Regions from separate parts of the Mus musculus genome. Here region 2 is linked to region 1. Evidence: chromatin loops called from intact Hi-C (ENCODE). Cell type or tissue: left cerebral cortex. All regions are shown on one strand. Links, peaks and the distances in the headings refer to the core of each region. The heading gives the core; the rest is flanking DNA.

Region 1 (8,336 bases), core at 138-8,137:
CATGGGCCCATTTCATGACCTGCCTACAAATCATTTATAGTAGCTCAGTGGCTGAGTATGCCTGGTCAGGCTGTGCTAGCCACGGCATGTTTTAGCTAAAGAGAACATAGGAGTTCTGTTTGCACTCTGGAAATCAACAAGAAATCCCACTCAGGCTGTTCTGAACAGTGAATAAAGGTTTGAAGGGTCTGGGGAAAGTGCTCATTGGTTAAGAGTGCTTGCTGCTTTTGAGGAAGCCTGGAGCTTGATTTCCAGTATCACAGCTGACTGCCTAGTGCCTCCAGCCCCAGGAGATTTGATGCCCTCGTTTGGCTTCCAAAGACATCCACACACAAGCAGACTACATACATATAAGTAAGAATAAAGTAAATCTAAAAAAAAAAAAAAGTGTCTAAAAACCAGACAGCTGATGCTTTGTTAACGAGTCTTCATTGAGATAAACTTCACTTGATTAAACCCACCTGGCAGACTGCTTACAATCAGCCGTTCAGTTCTTAGGATGGACAGTGTGCGACCCTTTGATTTGGTAACCTACCACCATCTTCGTTGTTCATAGAGGTGATTGCATGCCATAGGCGATTTTGTGCAGTTGATCTTGTGCCCCGATTGCCTTCCACTGCAAGGTAATGAAATACATAACAGCAAACAGCAGTTTGCCTTCACCAGAATGCACACATACTAGGTTTCAACAAATGCTTGACTGCTTCGGAAAGCGTCTTTAGATGGAAAAACCTACATCAAAAAGGGTCTGAGGAGGTGACGTGCTTCAGCAATACTTAACATGGCAGAAAAACATAGTGGAATCTCAGGAACACTAAAGTTCTTTGTTTTGGTAGTGAGGACTGGGTGTGGTTTTTTTTTTTTTTTTTTTTTTTGCTGTGTTAATTATGCCATAGCATTAATGCTGCAGTTTAAGAAGAGGACAACTTTGACACCTAAAGTGATCTCTGATGCAATACTTCAGGACCTCCTACCGAGAACCAGCATCCTCCTCTATGACTTTCTGGTACCTTCCATAAACTACCAAGTGGCAGCAGTGCTAGCTACCTACATACCATAGCCTCCTGTGCGAGAGTTTTGTTTTGTTTTGTTTTGTTTTCCTTAGAGGAACTATCTTCCCTTCTCTCCCTTTCTCTTTTTCCCTCCCCATCCTCAACTCCTATAGAAGGAGTTATAAAAATAGGTGATTCCATTTAGTAGGGGAAATCACATACTATTTCCAAGACTGAGGCATCCTGTGAGAAACAGAGTACTGGCTAGTTTTATGTCAACTTGACACAGGCTGGAGTTATCACAGAGAAAGGAGCTTCAGTTGAGGACATGCCTCCATGAGATCCAACTGTAAGGCATTTTCTCAGTTAGTGATCAAGGGGGAAAGGCCCCTTGTGGGTGGGACTATCTCTGGGCTGGTAGTCTTGGTTCTATAAGAGAGCAGGCTGAGCAAGCCAGGGGAAGCAAGCCAGTAAGGAACATCCCTCCATGGCCTCTGCATCAGCTCCTGCTTCCTGACCTGCTGAGTTTCCAGTCCTGAACTTCCTTGGTGATGAACAGCAGTATGGAAGTGTAAGCCGAATAAACCCTTTCCTCTCCAACTTACTTCTTGGTCATGATGTTTGTGCAGGAATAGAAACCCTGACTAAGACAAACAGATTTCATTAAAGAGTTTGTAGAAGATTTGGCAGTTTGACAAAAGTCCACTCAAACTGAAGAGCCCACGTGGCCTGAGTCATTTGGAGTCTCAATGATTTAAAGGCTCCTCTTCTTTGGACATAAAAGAACCAAAGACTTCTCCGTTCTTCTGAGGTGCCACTGATGGGGGCTCCTGGGGACCTGTGCACCGACTGTCTTAGAGAAGGGCTGTAGGAACTTGAGCTTGATCATCTGTGTTTTCTAAGCTCCAATGCAAAGCAAAAGGGAGGTCATTTAGACCTAAAAAATGGAGTGCTAACCCTCTTGCATTTGTAGACTCTTGTGAGCACAGAATCCGAGGTGTCCTTCCTGGCGTGCTAGAAATAGCATCCAATTCTTCGGCTATTTCGAGATGAAGTGAAAAAACGGTGGTAAGCAGCAGTATTGTCACCATGCAAACCCAGGACATATGGGAAACGTTAAAGATGTGGTTTGCCTGTGGGTTATAATGAATGTGAGCAAGATGCTCACTTACCAATTGCAAAGGGTGCTAATGTTTGGGCTTCTAACTGGAACTCTTCCTGGGACTTACTTTAACTTGCTTTCTAATTTCTTAAAATAGTTTTGGAGCCTATAGTTGAGATATGGGTAGTAATAGTCACAATACTGATTTTGCTTCTTAAAAATTGTATCAGGAAGTAAATTTGACTAACGCTGCAGAATTGAATAGGATAGACTCACGGCCCTTCAATACATTCCCATTGGATTTGGACTTGTGTGTATGTGCAGGACGGGTTTTCAATGTTTTCTGTTAATTTTTGTTAGGAAGGGCTATCACCTTATTTATACTCTTGCATAGTGAACCTCTAGAAAGGCAATTCTAGCCTCCCCTGTAGTCACTTAAGCTGTGATTCTGTGGGGACAATTATCATACCACATTTTGCTGTCCCTCTTTCCTTAAGGGATAACTGTGGGAGCCAGTATCTCTGGGACTTCTCATGAGTCAGTGAGCATTCACCTCTAGTGTGAGCTATTTGGAAGTGCTAGTGGGCCCCCACCCTCACCCTCCGGGATAGCACATGCTTATCACTAGCATCATAGATTTTTTTTTTCTTAAATTGAATATCTTTCTTTCTCTTTCCACCCCCATAGAAGGAGTTATAAAAATAGGTGATTCCATTTGGTAGGAGAATCACATACTATGTCCAAGACTGAGACATCCTGTGAGAAGCAGATTTCATTAAAGTGTCTGAAATGACAGGGATGGTTTAGATTTCGCATTGGAGAGGGAGTGAACACCGCCTCTAGGTATCAGACAAGTAAAATGATCCCAAATGTTTTATCCGATGCCAGATGAGCAGCCTGCTGGATAAATCATCCGCTGCATACACTCTGAGGGGTTACTGCAGTGGGCCCCGACTGCCTCGAAAAACGAGCAGCCATGGCAGTACCACCATCCCAGAAGGAGTATCTCCCTTACGCCTTGGCCCTCACAGCACTTCCTGTAGCATCCCTTCAGCTGCAGGCTCACTGGGATGCAGGCCAATAAACTGCCCACTGGGACCATGGTTCCCTGAGAGCTCTAACCCACTCATTCCTACTTATTTTCCTTGGGACCCGGTGAGTCATCTCTTGTGCCATTGTATGTTGGTCGTGTGATTCATTTCAGGCTTTTTTGCTCCCCCAGTCGCAGAGCAATGGCTCAGTGGAGGAACAGCATGCTCGTCTGTTAAATGTCAGGGTTCACAACATTGCACTTCGTCAGAGCCCCGAGCTTCCTTCGCTGGGGATTAGCGTAGTTAAATAAGAAGATGACAAAAGAAATTGCTTTTGTGTGGGTGAGACTATCCAGGCCTCTCGGGCCTCCCAGGCACTTATTTTTAAGACAATAACTTTCAGAGCTCTTTATGGTGATGACATTGTCAGCCTTTATGATTTCATTCCCTTTGGTTTTTATCAAGAGACATATGTGCCTCAAATGCCTAGCGTGAAATCAGCATCCGCTTAGCACGTCCTCAGAACAAATGTGATTAGTAGATTTTCCCATTTCCTGATAGCCACCTTTCCCCTCCCTTCCTTTCCCCTCCCTTCCCGTCGTCCCTTTCCATCCCTACCCATTTCTTTCCCTTTCCTTCCCCACCTTCTCCTCCCTTCCTCTCCTTCATCTTCCTTCGATTTTCTTCCTTTTCTTTTTTCTTTGTACATTTTGGAGCTAGCAAATTGCTTCTCCTTGTGTGCTCTTTAAAATTTATGGCAAAATAGTTTTTCCACAAGAAGTATTGCTAGTTCCATCAGAGAGAGAAGAAAAAAAAAATAACATAATTCCTCCAGTATGCTGAGGGATGGTGGAGTTTGTCTTCTCTGGAACTATTAAAGAAGCTATAATAGTGGTTGCTTCTATCCAAGGAGCAGAAAAAGACCAGAAATGTCTTATGGCTATTTCGGCTGGAGAGGATAACCATGGCTGCCTTCCTACCTTGGCCAGGATTCCTAATGGCCAGGCTGGCTGGGGTCCTCAGGTTCTGTTGAGTTTTCTCAGCAAAACAAAGAAAATATTTTTCCAGTTGCTTTATTTAATCACATGTATTTTTCAGAACAAATTTTAGTTAGTTTTTTGCTTTTTTTTTTAAAGCAGGGGTAAGATTCAACTTTTCCTGCATTAGGAAATAGATTATAAAATATGTTTCCGGGTCATAAAAACAAAAACAAAACAAAGAAACAACAAAAACCACCTCACTGTAGGATGCTGCTGAGGCCCAAGTGCCTGGAAAGTTTAGGGGAAATAGGGACAGGAGACAATTTCGTCTTGTCACCCCTCAGTCACCCAATGGACAGAAAGGCCTTGTTGTCTGCTCAACGGTCATCTTGAGTTCAGAAATGCTTCCACAGAGAGATCCTGCCTGAGCCGTCACTGCTGAGAGATGAGAGGCCATTCCTGCAGCTGCAGCCCAGAGAACCGGAGAAATGGCATGCTTTTCCTGTGTGTTTTAAATTAGCTTCGTCAAGCTGTAAATATTTTTAGTAAAGTAATTTCTAAAAAACGAAATATTTCTGTCTACACCAGAAGACCAAGTTGTGCAACACAAATTAATTTCTTATGGAGGCGCACACTGGGGAAAGGCATGGAGGTGTTTCTGATTCTGGCTAGCCAGATTAGCATCACTTAGAACTAGTGTTACTTGGTGTGCTGCTTAGGTTTGTGTGTGTGTGTGTGTGTGTGTGTGTGTGTCAACTTTACACAATCTGTAGTCATCTGGGAAGAGAAAACTTCACTGAGAACTGCCTCCATCAGATTATCCTGTAGGCAAGTCTGGGGCATTTACTTGATTAATGATGGATGTGGGAGGGCCCAGCCCACTGTGGGTGATGCCACTCCTGGACTCCTGGTCCTAACTTGTATACAAGTGTAGGTTATGGAAGTCACAGGAAGCAAGCCAAGAATCAGCTTTCCTCCATGGCCTCTGCTTGAGTGCCTGCCCTGTCAGTCTTCATGACAGACTTTAAGCTGTGAGATGTGAGGACTTCTTTTGTCTCCCAGGAGCGTTTGGTAATGGTGTTTACCACAGAAAAATAACTACCACACTTGCTCTGAGGATCTCTCAGGTGTGAAATTCAAATTCCTGTTCACTGAGTCTAATGATTTCTGTTGAACATAAGAGCCTCAGAGTGTCCACTCCTTAGGCAAGCATCCTTGTGAGCTGCAAGTCCGACTTACGCTGCCTCGTTTCAAGGCATTTTTTCTAAGTAGCATCATTTCTGTTTTCCTTTCATGTTTTGTGCCTCCATGCCCCTTGCTAACATCAATGGAAATGCTCTTCTCCCAAGAACCTTTTCTGAAGAGATCTAAGAAATACCTACTTATTCATCCCCACATCTTCTCTTTCAGCATGTAAACAACATGAGCTATGTCTATAGTCCACCATAGCATTCACTGGAGAGCCATCCAGTTGCTCTTAGAACATCAGACGGCTCCAAATAGCACTTGGGGTTAGAGTGTTATGAAGTTTGAGAGGGTGGAGATAAAAACCACAGCTGTTACAGGATGTTTAAATCTGTTTCTAGTTAGGGTGTGGCTCAGCCCTTAGCACACACCTTTAATCCCTTGGGCTGGAATACAGACACACCCTTAGCACTCATCTTTAATGACGAAGGTAAAGTTAGCTTGTAGAAGGAAGCACCCATTTTTGAAAGTGATGTCAAATTGAGGGGGAGACACAGGGATAAATCTGAAAAAGATTTGACAGCGTAGGATATGCTCAGCTCTCATGAGAAGAGAGAGGAAAAGGAGGCTACAGACAGTTCAGAAGAGAGCACAGCACAGGACTACTGTCAAGTTCATGGAGAACAGTGCAGTGGAGTTGAGAGGGAGAGTGGAGCAGCAGAGAGAGGGGGGAGGCAGCTTTACCTGGGGAGAGTTTTACAGAGATAGATTGAAGAGAGAACAAGCTAGACACAGGTAAAGACAGAACCAGCAAAAGAGTAAGTAGGAGCCAGAAGAAGATCAGAAAAGATTGCTGTCTCGAAAAACCAACCAAACAAACAAACAAAAAACCAACCAACCAACCAACCAACCAAAAAACACCAAAAAACGATTTCTAGAGTTAGTTTGAGGCCAAGCAGAGCAATTGAGGGGCCAAGAGAAAAGCCAGATTGAATGTGTCATCTGGGAGAGGAGTTTGAATCGGAACAGCTGAGGTTGAACAAGTCAGCCAGAGCCCAGAAAGAAGTAGAAGGGGTGCGCCTATTCAGCAGTAAGTCTCAGAGACTGAAAACATCCTAGGCTCTGTAAGATTGTATTGAGGCTACAAGCTGCCAAGAGCAGTCCTAGCTTAGCAGACTGAGGCAGTAGCCTCTGAGAAGACAATTACATCAGGCGAATAAAAGATACTTTTACACATAGCTTCCTTTCCTTCCCTTGAGTTTTCCTTTGACTTCTTTTTGTTGTTGTTGTTTTTGTGTTTTTGTTTGTTTGTTTTTGAGACAGAGTTTCTCTACATAACCCTGGTTGTTCCAGAACTCATTCGGTAGACCAGGTTGACCTTGAACCCAGAGTTCTGCCTGCCAATGCCTCTGGAGCAGTGGAATTAAAGACATGCACCGTCATGCCTGGCTTGACTTCTACTGTCTTAAGCGTGGACAAAGTAAGAAATGATGAAGGAAATATTAGCTAAAACAGGAGTTTTGAGATGAACAAACTTGAGGGAGAAAGATTGTTGTGAACTGAGGGTGTTTGTTTGTTTGCTTGCTTTAGAATTTGGGATTATTTTTAATGTTAAAACTGGAGTGTTTGTTAACCAGAATTCTGTTAATGCCTTTGCAGTGTTACCTGGTTATCATCCTTTATATCCACAGTCAAGACAACCAAATGTTATAGGGCTGATACTACTCATTAATCCTTGTTATCTGCTGGTCCCAATGTGTGGTAGGAAGGTTACAAGCAGGAACTGCTTACAGAAACATAAATTGTACCATATACAGATGACTACTGTTTTATTATTTGTTGTGTTGTTTCATGCATTATGATGGAGACAGCCAACAGAAAGTTTACGGTCCTGTCTTTTTAGTTCTAATGATTACAGAGAACACATGGCAGTAAAATTGGGGTGAACAAAGTGGGCTGGGTGTGGAAATTCAGAGTTAGCGTCAGGGCAATGAAATGTAGAAAGCTTGATAGATTTGGGAGAAAAAGCTTGACAGAAATACAAGTATGGCTTACTATGACAGTGAGGTTTCCCCTCTGGAAGCAAGGTGACCAGAAGTGGCAGTACATGTGATGAGTATATGCCAGCCCTGATGTTAGTGCTGGACCTGGGTCTGCACTTATATGGCTACCAACCACTGCACAATTAAAATGGCCCAAATCAGAACTTTCTAATTTCTATTTCTTATCCCACAAACATATCTCTTGACTACATTTCTCTTTCCCAATAATGACATTCATCCAAAGAAACTCAGTTTCTCAAAGAAAAAAAAAGAAAGGAAAAAAAAAAAAAAACCTCAGAGTAATTCTTAGTTCTTTTTTTATTTGCTACTTCTTCAACCACAATATATGTCAATCTACTTCCAAAATATATCCCAGCGACTCCGTTCTTTGTCTCCATTGCTACCATTTGTCTACCTCAAATAGAAGGTTAAGCCGATGTTTTAATGTTTTAATGACATAATCCTAATTCTCTGTTCTCTTTTGAGAACAAAAATAGGAAACGACCATCGTAATATGAGGCTGCGAGGCTTCCGGGCTCTGGGCATCTGACGATGCCTTAGTGCCTTCTGTTTTCCATCCCTGGAGCCTTGAAAGGCACAAAGCCCCTGAGAAATCTCTTCTTGACACAGGAAAGAGAGGAAAGTAAGATGCTTAGTGGCTTTGGATGTGATGGACTTTCTCCTTCCGTGCTGGTGGCAGGGCTTATGAGTTAGACTGAATGTTTATGGGTCTCTGGAGGAGTGTTCCTTATTTCTTCCCCATTTCTTCCCTCGACCTCTCATAAAACTATCTTTAAGCAGGAGACCTCAGAACACACATTCTATGGTACTGTCATTTGCCAGAGTGGGACTTCCACTTGAGAACACTTGTAGAGGGAAGAATACCAAAATAACACTTTCTCAGTCCCAGGGAATTCAGTTTAGAGATGATGAAAGATCAGGTTTTTTTTTTTTTTCTTACTCCTTCTTTTAGATGGGACTATATTTTGTTAAGAGTTTATTTA
Region 2 (8,336 bases), core at 189-8,188, 76 kb after region 1:
TTTCATGCAGCCTAGATACACCAGGGCTGATGGAGAATTGGCTTATGAGATACACCTGACACATTTGCCTGTTTAGATCTCCAGGGTCCCACTTGGCTCCTTTCCCTGGTCACTTCCCTCTTGCTCAGGACCCAGGGATGGCTGAGTTTGTAGTTCCTGCTTTGAGGATGCCGTTTCCCCACCCTCAGGTCTTCAGTGAACATTCCATCCTGTGGAAGCTGCTGGAAAGAGGTGACTAGATAATGTTTCATTCTCATCAAAGAGCAATATTACTCTTTGCCTCTAGGATCCAGCCTCTGCATAAATGAAAGGTTTCCTCCCAGTGAGGAGTTAATAGGTGTTATTGAAGCAAGGTTTGCAAATTCTCTTTGGCTGCCTCAACACAATATGGTCCTTAACAAAAACAAACAAACAAAAAAAAATCACAAACATGGAATTATTTCTCTTTGAGGAAAAACAGACCATTAGGGCAACAATAGCTCAGCATGCCACAAGACACCTTCCCATGGATATTCCTTTTGTGAAAGACAAGTCTGCCACTTGAACTTGTCCAAACTTCTCTATTAGGCAAATGAGTCCTTTCGCTTTTAAAATAATCCACCTCATATGTCTTTGTTGGTAAAGCTGCACCACAGGCTTCCCTGTTCTGTTACCAAGAAAGGATTATTTGAAATAGTGTCGTGCAGTTCATTAAAATGCTTCCACTGATATCTCCCTCCACTGCAGTCTAAATAGCCCAGTACTCCACAGAGGCTATCAAGTTCAAAATTAAAAGGAAACATAGCTGAGAACACTGGACAAACAACAACAACAAAATGAAGACATAAGGAGTAAGACTGCTGGGGGAGCCTACAGAGGACTGGTTGCTAGCCCACTGCACATGCAAGTTAGGAAGATCTCTGTGGTAGTTGATTTTAAGTAAATGTGATCTAAAGCCAGTATTAAAGCTTGAGATTTCAGAAACGGGAAGGGGGAGGGGAAGGGGGCTTTGATGTGGTGGGGAGGTGGTTGCACTTGTGATCCCTAGGAAATGTTCAGAAGCAGATGGGTACAGTGTCCAGAGAATTAGGCCACAGAGGTTAGTGTCTCACAAAGGAGGTCCCATTGGTTAGAAGAACTAATCTTTGTTTTTGGTACGAGCTAAGACACTTACTAGGTTTCAGATCTTGGATGGGAAAAAAGTAGTCAGAAAGCTGGGGCAAGTTCCTAGTCTTATGAGTTATAGGAATATAATGTGGCTCAGAAGGCCGTAGTTCAAGAAGCTCACAGGAACCCTGCATTCCTCTTCATCTTCATTTAACCACAGATAAAGCTGAGTTTGAACCCTTAGCAGCTCTTGGTAGTGTGTATGTTGCTTTATTATTTTGTCACAGAGGAGTCAAGAAGTGACTGGGGCTTATAGGAACTGTCTTATTTGGGGTTTCTGTTGCTGCAATAAAACATCATGAACAAAAAGCAAGCTGGGGAAGAAAGGGAAGGCTCACACTTCCACATTGCTGTTCATCATGAATGAGGTCAAGACAGGAACTCAAACAGGGCAGAATCCTGAAGGCAGGAGCTGCTGGAGAGGTTATGGAGGGCTCCTCTTTTCTGGTTTACTTCACATGGCTTGCTCATCCTGTTTTTTGTTTGTTTTTGTTTTTGTTTTTAAATAGAATCCAGGACAACAAGCCCAGGGATGTCATCAACCAACCTCAACCAACATCACCAACAATGGCCTGGACTCTCCCCATCACTAACTAATTAAGAAAATGCTTTACAGCTGAATCTTATGCAGGCATTTTCTCAGTTGAGGTTTCCGCCTATCATATAACTCTAGTTTGTATCAAGTTGATACAAGAATAGCCAGCATAGTTACCAAAAACACTAGCAAGGACACCTGAACACACACACACACACACACACACACACACACACACACACACACACACACACACACACACACACACACTTGCTTTGAAAAGGCACACTATAAGTTACTGACAGTGATTATAATAATATTGTAGCTTTAAACTTATTTTTGACCCTCTTCATGTCCTGTGGGGTGTGTGTGTGTGTGTGTGTGTGTGTGTGTGTGTGTGTGTGTGTGTGTGAGAGAGAGAGAGAGAGAGAGAGAGAGAGAGAGAGAGAGAGAGAGAGATGTATACCACAGCATGCAACATGCACAATGAAGACATTGGTTCTTGCCTTCAAAGTCTCTCATTCCTGCTGCTTATGCTGGGCTAGCTGATCTGTGAGCTTCCAGTTAGTCTCCTGTCTCCACCTCCCAGTTCAACACAGGAGAGCTGGAACCACAGAGGTGAACTACATCATTTGGCTTTACATGGGGATCCAAGCTCACATCCTCATGCTTTTGTGGCAAGCTTTTTCACCCAACGAACCATCCCACCAGCCCTGTTCTCTTTTTCAATCATACAAATAGATCAACACAAAGTGAGGTATTATAAGTTTTTAAGTTATGTAAAAGTACATGCTTACTTTAATTGAACTTAAACTTGAAGTAGGCTTAAGCTATGTTTCAAAAAGAATAAAGACATAAGGAGGGTAATCATTATCTTCGTCATCATCATCTAATCATAAACACTCAACTACCTCCAAACCTTCTCTTTCTAACCTTGCAGGGTCAGAGGAATAGTGAGAGATTTTTGTTTTTTGTTTTTTTTTTCTTTTTTTAAACACCTCAGGCTATTGATTGCTCTCCACAAACTGACAATAAGACCTTAATGCTGAAAACAGCACTTACATTCCCACTGAACACAAGAAGAAGAGAAGTCAAGATGGTGCCTAACTAGACACTTTACACATACCTACTAGTGTTTGTGGTACTAGAAAGGACTGTACATACTAACAAAGAAGGAAGTTAACTACCAGCCCAGCTACAAACAGTGAGAGATTTTTGATCTCTACTTCTAAGGAACATTTTATATATTTTTTCTATTTAAATATTATTTTAAGTAGTCAACTTACAGAAATTATATATATCTTAGCAATATAATAATCTACTACTTAGTATACACCAGGCTATTTTTATTCACTTATTTGTAATCCCAAGACAGCAGAGAGTTGACCCCTCCCCTCCGGGGTCAGGAGGAAAATTCCTTCTATTCTTAATTGTGTTAGCAGTGCAGAGTTCAATTACAGAAATGCCATTAATTGCTCATAATTGTGCCTTCTCACACAACTCAGGGCTTTGGACAGTACCAGTATAGCCCTGTGTATCTTCCTTAGCTCATTGTAAAGTTGACAGCTTATTTTATCAGCTAGCTGCTTCAAAGAAGAGAGAAACATGCCAGCCTTTATATGATTAAATATATCTCTAGGGAATTTGGTCAATCAGAGTCTAGATGTTCTAGAGTCTAGATTGTTTACCTGGTAGGACCCAAGTAGGACAATGCTAGGATTTAAAAATGGAGTTAATTTAAAAAGACCCAGGAGCCAGCTGGAGGTAAACCCTGGACAATGGAGATGCCAGCAGATTATATCTCATGAAATGAAGTAAGGCTCTAGCAGTTCATATTGAGAACATCTGGATGGATAAATTGGCAGGAAAGGGCAACTCTGTCATGTCTGCTGTAGAAATACCAGCGGTGCCGTCAGCCCCAAGAACATGTTCCAGGAAGATGATTGGATTGTAATGAGTCTCTACATTCCATCAGGACCTTACTCAGTGCCATTCCCTTACTGTCCCATCTATGCCAACCTCCCATTCGATCACAAAACAAGGGCACTCTAAATTCACTTTAACCAACCCAAAGTCACATGGACACACTGACTGCTGATAACCAACACTGGTTGGACCTGGAAATCGCCATCAGGGGGCAGTGTTTCACAGTGTCTGGTCCCACTTAGATTTGGGTTTAAGTATTCTGGCATGGGGTTTTTGGTTGATTGGTTGGTTTTTATATGGTATGGGTTTAAAAGACACTGGTCTTAAAAATCCAGAAAGCTGTCTTGGGCATATTTTTTTTTTAAAGCTTCCCACTTGTTTCTTTTGAATGTCTCAACTGAGATCTATAAGAATCAAGAGGGCAGATATTCCAGAACAGAAACAATAGTGTAAAGCGTCTTTAGTTGTCAAGATCCCATCTCTGTCCTACATGGGTGCACAGTTCCAAAATTGAGAGCAGAAATGGAGGTTTGAAGTCAGTGAGTCATTCAGGCTGCTTCTGGGGACAACTAAACACTGTTAGGATGACACACTTTTGTGAGGATTTTGTGGTGTTCTTTCCATCCCCTCTCAGAGGTCAGTGACTGAGAACTCTACAGAGAGACATCAACGTGATCTTTGTCTTCTTAGCAGTAACAAGGCCACTTAATTAACAGGCATAGGAGTAAGGGCAGGAGGAAGGGTGGGAAGAGGAGAGGCAGAGAGAGAAAGTGAAGTTACTTTGTGACTTCCTGTCCCTTGTTGACTATGGAACTGGCTTTTATACTCCTGAGTTTGGGCTCACCATGTCCCTCATACCTCTTTTAATCCAGCACACCAAAGGCTGAGACCCACCAGAAACCTCATGTTCATTGTCATAGGTGATGAGAAGACAGCTTTCTGGATTTTTAAATCCAGTGTCTTTTAAACCCATACTATAAAAACCAACCAATCAACCAAAAACCCCAAACCAAAAAAAAAAAAAAAAAAAAAGAAAAAAAAAAACCCAACGTCTCCCACCCCAAAGAAAACCCCAAACCCAACACTCTCAATCTGGTCATTGTGAACTGTCACCAGGGAACTTGCTGTGGGTGGCTTCAGATGCTGGAAGGGAAAGACCTCAGTAATGTCATCGGTGAAAAGTGAGCTAACTTCCTGTACCTGCGTGGCCAGTAGTAGTAGCAATTGTTAGGGGTCAACTCCTGGCTCCTGGAGCTCGGTTTCATTAGTATGTCTTCAGAACTGCTGGAGGAAGCACAGACAAAAGGGAATGCCAAAAAAGGCTTAAGTCTATTTAGAGTATAAAATATGACTCACTGTTTAAAAAGAAGCACACTGACTGTATTCTGGAAGTGACTTTTTCAGTTTGCTTGTTATTTTCTATACCTGTTCCCAATTTGGATACCTTCCATTGCTTCTGTCTGTGTGTCTGTGTTGGAGAACTGTGTGGTCCTGTTGGCTGAGTTCTCTCACCCCCCATCCCCCCCCCCCCCAGCCTCTCCAGACAACTGGAGATTTCATTGATTGTGCATTGTCCTAAAGCTCTTGTGGAAAACATGCTGAGATTTAAGACAGGCTATGCTACTACTGCTCGTAGCGACTTTCTGTTCATGCCTTGTTTTCCCAACAGGACTTTAACCTTCACTAAACTCTGAACTTCAGAAGGAAAGGAATGGCATACGCTTTTGGGTCTTTCCCAGAGTCCAGAGCATGACTAAGGATATTCTAGTAAAGACTTTAGATAACTACCTACCATTGGGCCAGAGATTTTCCGTAACTCATTGTAACATTACTGTTAGGATCCCCAAGACAAAATGACAGTTACAGTCCAGGTAGGCTTATAAAGTCATATACCCACTTCTAAAAATGCTTTGACCTTTGCTTTTGAGATAGCAAGAATCCTTTTACTAAGTGGATTTTATGCCCTTTTCTAATTTATCATTTATATAACATTTGTAAGTTTTGAATATTTTAAACCATGAAAAATTTCAACAGATAAAAGGAAAATGGAAAGCTGGCTGTGGTGGCACACACCTTTAATCCCAGCACTTGGGAGGCAGAGGCAGGCAGATTTCTGAGTTCGAGGACAGCCTGGTCTACAGAGTGAGTTCCAGGACAGCCAGGACTACATAGAGAAACCTTGTCTCCAAAAACCAAAATAAAAAAAAAGGAAAATGGAAAGGAAACAAAAAAATCATAAGGGCAGATGGAAATGGTATTATTGTCTTTTGAATACAGGTGGAGGTGTGCTTAAGTTTGGCCGGGCACTCCTTGGTCTCTTTCCTTCATTGAGTCTGAGCCCAGATCTCTGTCTTGCTTGGTGTCCCACGTCCCTACCAAAGGTCAAGGCTGCTATTAAGTTGAATGGATATGTGGCATCAGGCACCCATAGCTCTTACGGTCTGATGAGTCACTCAGTCCCTGGTGGTCTGTCTAGTCATGATGTTCTATGACCTTATATAGCATCGCTCTGTGTGATTTTTAGAAGATGATTTGAATCCTTCTGTGAAGTTTCTTGCATGAGTCTTCCCAACTTATTAAAAACCTCAGAAGAAACGCTGGCCTATAATGCTGAGTAACCATGTCTGCCTTGCTAAGTGTGGCTCCTAACACAACAGAAAGACAAGCAAAGACTGGTGTTGAAAAGATAGCTCAGTGAGTAATTGGCTTGAATTTAAGCATGAGGACGTGATTGAGTTCAGATTCCTAGAACCTATGTAAAGAGTACATGGCAGCAAATGTTCTAAGCCAAGATGTGGGTAGCAAAGACAAGCAGATCCCAGAAGCTGCTGGCTAAGAAGCCCAGCCAAATGGTGAGCTTCAGTGACAGAGAAGGGACCCTGTCTTAAAAGCAAAGGTGGAGAGCAATCGAGGAAGATCTCTGTCCTCTGATCTCCACAAGCCCCTGCCCTCTGCCTCCTCCCCACAAAGAGGTTACTCTATATAGTAATGTATCCAAGTAGAGGAGTCTACATAGTACCAGGGGTTGTAAGTATTGGGTCATTATGGCAACTTGCTTCAATGCAGCAGGCATGAGCAAAGTGTCTCTAACTTGTAACTGGATCTGACTCAGAGGAGAGCTCACAGAGAATTGTGACAATTTTCATGTTGTATAAAACATCTTTGCAGCATTCCATGGTGTCTTCACGTACAGGGTTGTTGATCACTCTTTGTCCTGCCAGACATCTTCTTTCTGTACTATATAACTGGTGAAGCTTGAAAGGTAAGCTGTCACCAAGGAAACAGAGCTGACAGATGAAGTGCACAACTCACGCTGGCAGAGACAGACAGTGTGGGTGAGGCATGCTTACCTCCAAAGACAAGAGTGAGAGAGGGGAGACATTAAGACGGCCAGCTTTCACCCGGATATTTCCAATTAAATATATTTAAAATTTTCAAACAGTAGGCCAGTCAGAGGCAGGAATATTGTCTCAGTTCCTGCTGCTGACACACACCTAAAACGTGTTCTGTCTCTTTACCTCAATCAGAAACACTCTATTGTCCTCTTGAGAGGACGGCTTCTGGCAAAAAGGACATCCATTCCCACTCACTCTCAGCAAATTCTCCTTTCGATTGGCATTTTTGCTGTCTATGCTTACATTTCCATCATAGCCACTGATCACATTAAACTTAACTTAAAAAAATTAATTTTTTCATTAATTTATTTACTCACTTTACATCCCAATATCACCACCCCCTCCTCCCAGTCCCCCCTCACATAGGTCCCCTTCTCCTCTGAGAAGGGGGAACTTCCTTGGTTATCCCCGCACCCTGACATAGCAAGTTCCTACAGGACTATGTGCATCCTCTCCCATTGAGGCCAGACAAGGTAGACCAGTGAGGTGAACAGGATCCACAGACAGGACACACATTCAGGGACAACATTCCCTGCTCCAGTTGCTGGGAGACCCTCATGAAGACCAAGGTGCACATCTGCTACATATTTGCGGGGGCTGGGGCTAGGTCCAGCCCATATATGCTCTTTGGTTGGTGGTTCAGTCTCTGGGAGCCCCTAAGGGTCCAGGTTAACTTAACTTTTAAAAAGTGTGGCATCCAAAGGCTGAAAGTAATGAATAGCATTTAATACACATTAAATTACATATATTCTCTTTTATATATTTGATCTTACCATATGTGAATAGCAGTCCTAGGGAAGCAGTGTTACTAATCACACAGAAATGGAAATCTAACCTTTCAAGCCAATGACATCCTCTCAACAGAGCCCGTCAAGGGACTTTAGGCCTACAGGTTTGATTGAGCTCACTTCTGCCTTTGGTTTTCTTTGAACCTATATACAGCTTCCACTCTTTCTTCCGCACTCTGTTCCAGCCTCATTATAAAGTAGATGGCAATGGGAGAATAGTGACATCCTGCAAAGTCCCTAGTATGACAGCTGCTCACTCACAGCTGTGCCCACCACATCCCCTTCCTAGCACAGCAGCCAGTGCAGATAGTCACTCTGTCCTAATCTTGTCACCTTTGCTAAGTGAAGGCATCGCTGCAGAAAGCTCCCCTTCTCATTCCTCTTCATCAGCGTCATTTCCCCTTCTCTACTGGGAGAAGTGCCCTTATCTATGTAACTTACCAAAAATAGTTTTTGCTTTTTCTTGCTGCCTCCAGACTTACTGCATTTGAAATTTCCTTTTACAGTAAGAAACCACTGACTCTAACGCTTGGCTTTGTTTTTGTT

Evidence for each region. Peaks named below come from ENCODE experiments on the same cell type or tissue, not always from the same donor. Only the 100,000 strongest peaks of a DNase experiment are listed, where the experiment ranks them.
Region 2: it touches region 1 in a loop (2.1-fold over the local background); 3 of 42 quality-filtered maps call a loop at or near these places.

The regions. Positions count from the first base shown.
Region 1 is chr9:85,669,077-85,677,412 of GRCm38, reverse strand. No RefSeq gene overlaps it. Among named protein-coding and RNA genes, the nearest start is that of Ibtk, 76 kb to the left of the region's middle. In left cerebral cortex, for the core only: no CTCF peak of the experiment used is centred there; DNase peaks (open chromatin) are centred at 2,052, 2,757 and 3,222; H3K27ac peaks cover 173 bases.
Region 2 is chr9:85,592,629-85,600,964 of GRCm38, reverse strand. No RefSeq gene overlaps it. Among named protein-coding and RNA genes, the nearest start is that of Gm25125, 120 kb to the right of the region's middle. In left cerebral cortex, for the core only: a CTCF peak has its summit at 3,806 (motif pointing right); DNase peaks (open chromatin) are centred at 3,804, 4,935 and 6,919.